2 separate regions of the Homo sapiens genome follow, and region 2 is linked to region 1. A link is a loop called in an ENCODE intact Hi-C map of the cell type or tissue named here. Cell type or tissue: heart right ventricle. All regions are shown on one strand. Each heading gives the region's core, and the rest is flanking DNA. Links, peaks and the distances in the headings are about the cores only. Region 1 has its middle 23 kb from the start of SDE2. Region 2 overlaps TMEM63A (transmembrane protein 63A).

Evidence for each region. A loop is a pair of places that touch in the nucleus more often than their neighbours do. Peaks named below come from ENCODE experiments on the same cell type or tissue, not always from the same donor. Only the 100,000 strongest peaks of a DNase experiment are listed, where the experiment ranks them.
Region 2: it touches region 1 in a loop (2.6-fold over the local background); 22 of 110 quality-filtered maps call a loop at or near these places.

Annotation. Positions count from the first base shown.
Region 1 is chr1:225,975,041-225,977,945 of GRCh38, forward strand. No RefSeq gene overlaps it. Among named protein-coding and RNA genes, the nearest start is that of SDE2, 23 kb to the right of the region's middle. In heart right ventricle, for the core only: a CTCF peak has its summit at 1,126 (motif pointing left); a DNase peak (open chromatin) is centred at 1,081.
Region 2 is chr1:225,848,462-225,851,366 of GRCh38, forward strand. It overlaps TMEM63A (transmembrane protein 63A), which reads right to left. Exons shown (of 25, transcript NM_014698.3): 21 at 1,451-1,618; 22 at 436-551; 23 at 31-93. Among named protein-coding and RNA genes, the nearest start is that of TMEM63A, 32 kb to the right of the region's middle. RefSeq lists an enhancer at 1,769-2,315. In heart right ventricle, for the core only: no CTCF peak of the experiment used is centred there; a DNase peak (open chromatin) is centred at 1,705; H3K27ac peaks cover 1,995 bases.

The DNA.
Region 1 (2,905 bases), core at 114-2,613:
ATGTCAGAGCTATACACAACACAGCTATATATACCCCCAGATTTATTTATTTATTTTATTTTTATTTTATTTTATTTTTGAGATGGAGTCTGGCTCTGTTGTCCAGGCTGGAGTGCAGTGGTGTGATCTCGGTTCACCACAACCTCTGCCTCCTGGGTTCAAGCAATTCTCATGCCTCAGCCTCCTGAGTAGCTGGGATTACAGGCACCCACCAGCATGCCTGGCTAATTTTTGTATTTTTAGTAGAGATGGAGTTTCGCCGTGTCGGCCGGGCTGGTCTCAAACTCCTGACCTCAGGCGATCCGCTCACCCCGGCCTCCTAAAGTGCTGGGATTACAGGCATGAGCCACCGCACCCGGCCCCAGATTTATTTTTGATAACACAAAAATAAAGACATGGTTGTATACACAGACACTGAAATTCCTCTAGCGGAAAACAACAGCAAATGATTAAAGATAACGTTGTTTGTTGAGGACAGAAGTAATAATGTTATGGGATATTCAGCAAGACTAAATGATTTATTCACCACCTGTACAGTGAAAACTGAAGCTAAATCTGAGAATTAAGGAATCAGAAAGAACAGGGCGCCGGGCGCGGTGGCTCACGTCCGTAATCCCAGGACTTTGGGAGGCCGAGGCAGGCGGATCACGAGGTCAGGAAATGGAGACCATCCTGGCTAACACGGTGAAACCCCGTCTCTACTAAAAATACAAAAAATTAGCCGGGCGTGGTGGCGGCGGGCGCCTGTGGTCCCAGCTACACGGGAAGCTGAGGCAGGAGAATGGCGTGAACCCCGGAGGCGGAACTTGCAGTGAGCCGAGATCCTGCCACTGCAATCCAGCCTGGGCGACAGAGCAAGATTCCGCCTCAAAAAAAAGAAAAAATAAATAAAAAAAGAACAGGGCCTAGTCCACCCCAGGCCAGCTGCACCTAATCATCAGTCTGCCACTTATGGTGTGTAGGGGAGTGTAGGGACGGGGAAAGGTGGGTCTCACAGGATTTGGCCATCCTGCTACCTGCTACCCCACTGCCAGGCAACACTGCCGCGCCACCTCCTCCCCACCTTCCCCAGCAGTCTCTCCCTGACGGCTTTGGCTGGCATTTGTTAGTGCACAGCGCCCTCTAGTGGTTACAGGAAGACTCTTCCTCAGAAATAGGTAACCTTTTTAATGGTTGGCTGGTGTTGAGCGACTCAACAGAATCCCTTTCTACAGAATTGCCACTCATGCACTCACTTCAGTTGCTCTCAGATTTTGGTAAAACAGTAAGTCCCAGTCATTTTCCTCAACCACCTTCAAAGACACCCATTTCTTTCTTTTTTTTTTTTTTGAGGAGGAGTCTCTCTCTGTCACCAGGCTGGAGTGCAGTGGCGCGTTCTCGGCTCACTGCAACCTCTGCCTCCCAGGTTCAAGTGATTCTCCTGCCTCAGCCTCCCGAGTAGCTGGGACTACAGGCGCCTGCCACCACGCCTGGCTAATTTTTTTGTATTTTTAGAAGAGACGGGGTTTCACCATGTTGGCCAGGCTGGTCTCAATCTCTTGACTTCGTGATCCACCCTCTTCAGCCTCCCAAAGTGCTGGGATTACAGGCGTGAGCCACCGCGCCCGGGCTAAAAGACACACATTTCTACAAGCAAATGTTTCAAAGCAGGTACATACACCCCAGTGGACATGTCATGTGGTCTGTTGAGAGATGATGAATTTATTTGGAATTCTGTTTGTTGTTTTATAAATATGTTAGTACACTGGATTCATTCAATAGATATTCATGGAGCACATTTTAGGTATCCGGCACTAATAAAACAGATCAACTCTCTGCCCTGGCAGAGCTTATTTTCTGAGGGGAGAGGGACATTTAACTAAAAAAAAAAAATATGATAAGGGGTAATAAGTACTATTAAAACAAAACAAAACAAAACAAAACCTGTCAGGACCTGGCACGGTGGCTCACGCTTGTAATCCCAGGACTTTGGGACGCCGAGGCGGGCGGATCACGAGGTCAGGAGTTCAAGACCAGCCTGACCAACACAGTGAAACCATGTCTCTACTAAAAATACAAAAATTAGCCAGGCGTGGTGGCACGCACCTGTAGTCTTAGCTACTCAGGAGGCTCAGGCAGGAGAATTGCTTGAAGCCAGGAGGCGGAGCTTGCAGTGAGCCGAGATCGCGCCACTGCACTCCAGCCTGGGCGACAGAGCAAGGCTCCATCTCAAAAAAATAAAACTGTCGGCCAGGCGCGGTGGGAGGCCGAGATGGGCAGATCACCTGAGGTCAGGAGTTTGAGACCAGCCTGGCCAACACAGCAAAACCCCGTCTCTACTAAAAATACAATCAATCAATCAATAGCTGGGCGTGGTAGCGCACACCTGTAGTCTCAATTACTTGGGAGGCTGAGGCAGAATTGCTTGAACTCCGGAGGCACAGATTGCAGTGAGCTGAGACGGCACCACTGCACTCCAGCCTGGGCGACACAGCGAGGCTGTCTCAAAAAAACAAAACAACCAACCAGTCAGGAAAGAAAGTGATGGGGGTGGGGGTTGCCATTTTAAACCGAGTGAAAGGTGAGAGAGTCTTCCCTGGGGACGTCTGGAAAAAGACTGTTCTGGAAGGAGGGACAGTCTGTGCCACGCCAGGGGAGCACAGTGTGTTTGGTTGGTTCAGGAAACAGCAAGGAGGCCCCGGGGGCTGTGGTGGAGTGAGGAGGAGTAGATGAGGTCAGAGAGGGGAGAGGCGTGCAGCCTGAGAGGGGATTGCTGGCCACTGCAAGTGCGTGGGCTTGTACTCCAAGGCCGATGGAGGGCTCTGACAGATGAGTGACATCATGTGGGGTGCACCCCCAAATGTTTTACTAATCAGACATGCACAATTAATGTTTGCAGGCTGGAGGGCTGCAGAATAAACTCCAC
Region 2 (2,905 bases), core at 341-2,840, 130 kb before region 1:
CAAGCTCAGAGGCTGAGGGGCACAGCTTACTGTGAACGGTGGGGGCATGTGGGCCTCTGCCTCACTTCCTTTGTCACTTGCAGGCTCTTCTGTCTGCAGATAACAGCAAAAACTTGCGATGATAAACAAAACTGATCTCTGTGAACAAACACCCTCCAAACACACAGACTATTAACACCCGGAATAATAGTACCAGCTGGCACCAAGCTCCCCAGCAGCCCGAGAGAGGATGGGGTGGGGGAGTGCAGGGATGAGGGGAGGAAGGGAAGCTACACATGGCACCCAACCACCCACGCCTTTCCCATGGAGAAGCAGAATCTGGAGAAGGCTGCTGCTGTGTTGATACAGACAAGGGTGGGCGGGGTTGACAGCGAGCCCGTCCCACCATCTGTTCCTCCCAGGGCTTGACCGGGCAGTGGGGTCGGGGGCCTTTACTTTGTAGTTCAGAGGGCTGAGGTGCTTGAAGCATCCAAAGCAGGTGTGAGCCAGGCAGACCAGGATGGTGAGCAGCAGCACCAGGAAGGTGAACAGAGTGGCGGGGGCCTTCATACCTGGTGATAGAGGGTGGCTAGCCTTGGGGTGGGCAGGGAGGGGCCACCACCTACCCTCACCCTGCTGAGGAAGGGGCCGCACCTGGTGTGGAAACTGCCCGTGACTTCTCCCTCAGGCAGAAAATAAAGGTAAGGCCTAACCCCCCACCCCCACCCCTCAACTCCAGCAGCAAGGATGGTGTCTTCACAGCCAGGAACACACAGAGGGACCCACTGAATGACTGGCATCATCCCTGGTCAGATTTCAGGCACTGGGGTGCCAAGTCAATGGCAATTCTTCAGCCTCCTTGCTGGTCCGTTCCCTCCAGTCTCCAGTGCCCTGGGCTAGAGAGGATGGACCCTCCCACACCCCCAGTCTGACCGGGGCAGACGTGTCTTTCCCCCAGGAGTGTCAGTTTTCTCTCCTCCACGTCCCCACCTCTTCCATGCCAGGAGGTACAAGGAGCTGGGCCCAACCACCAGCCTCAAAGGGCAAATCTGGATCAGCTTCCCCATTTCCTCTGGTTCAGTCCCTGCACAGCTGATAAAGGCACTATCTTCTCTCCAGGGATGTATGGGACAATTGACCAGGCCTTCACAAGGGTTACACCTGCACTCGGGCTAGCTTAGGAGCCAGGCTGTCAACACCACACCCAACCAGCCCCTCACCCTGGGTATCATGTTTTGATTGGACACCTAACCAGTCCTCACTCTGGGCACCACATTCTGACTAGACATGTAACCAACCCTCATTCTGGGTACCACGTTCTGATGGGACACCTAACCAGCCCTCACTCTGGGCACCACATTCTGACTGGATGCCATGCTGATGCTGTGAAAGCAATGAGGGATCTGACTGGCTGGTGGGGATGCAGGGCTGGGAGGCCAAGGGCTGGCCCCAGGTCAGAAGGGCTGCTCACCCAGGCGCAGGAAGGAAAAGAAGTAGAGCCAGAAGAGGCACAGGATGGGGGCTGCCAAGGCCTGGTTCACAGCGGCAAAGTGGATCCCCTTCTCCAGCTTGGCTGGGAGGTAGACGAAGTAGAGGTTGTGCCGGTCCACCATGTGCTTGAGCAGGATGTAGATGAGGCCTGCAGGGGATGGGGCTGTGAGCTGGAGACCTCGCAGGGCCACACAGACACCTCTGTCCTCTTCCTCTCCGGGGCGGCTATTTTGGCAAGGAGCCAGGGCTGGGGCTGCTGCTCTACTGCCTGAACACAAAATGAGGCATCCTGCACCTCTGGCTACTAGTTTTTTTTCACTTTCTCTCTCCTACCCACTTCCTCACTTATCTGTGACCCCAAGGTGTAGGGGATCGGTCAGGGTGGTGGGAGAAAATTTAAGATAAAGTTATAGGAAATAGACACAAACCTTCTTGGAAAGCCGAGAGGTTTGCATAGCTTCAGTAAAGGGTTTGGCTGAAGGCAGCTGAATTCTCTTAAAAGCTTAGGGTGCAGATACATAGGAATGTGGGGGAGTTTACCTAAATAGCTTGTTTACTCATGTGGTCCTAAGACCAACCTTTGATCATCCACTGGTGCATGATTGCTCGCTATTCAGGGGGTCGGCAATGTTAATTACCCTCTAGTGGTGTTTACTCGAGACCTTTGTCATTTAGTCTGTACTAAATAAATGCGAACTTCGCCTGGCATTGAGGACTACACTGCAGACTCAGGCTGCAGAGCCCCTTAGCCGCACTGACAGGCAAAATATCTGTCAGTGTATGTCTGTCTGTCTGTTTTTTTGAGACAGAGTCTCTGTTGCCCAGGCTGGAGTGCAGTGGTGCGATCTCGGCTCACTGCAAGCTCCGCCTCCTGGGTTCATGCCATTCTTCTGCCTCAGCCTCTCAAGTAGCTGGGACTACGGGCGCCTGACACCATGCCCGGCTAATTTTTTATATTTTTAGTAGAGATAGGGTTTCACCATGTTAACCAGGATGGTCTCGATCTCCTGACCTCGTGATCCGCCCACCTTTGCCTCCCAAAGTGCTGGGATTACAGGCGAGAGCCACCGCACCCGGCAGTGTATGTCTTTCATCCGTCGCTGGGTCAGGGTCTGTGGGACAGACCCTGCACCAAGGGAGTCACAGTGTCTGTGATCCTGTCCCCACAGAACACTAACATTCCAGAATCATCTTGGAAAGAGGCTGTTTCACAGTTGGATGCCTGGCCTCAATTCCTCCCCAGCCCTTCCCATGCTGAGCCCCTGTATGTCAGTGCTCCCACACCCCTGGCCTTCTCCCACCCGGCTGATCCCTGCCCTCATCACAGTCAACAGAGAATGAGGCCCAAGGGTCTTACCCCAGGGGTGGCACAGGAGCACACAGGGGACCAACAGAAAGTGGGTGCTGCCTTTTCTATTATGCCAGGTTCTTTTGT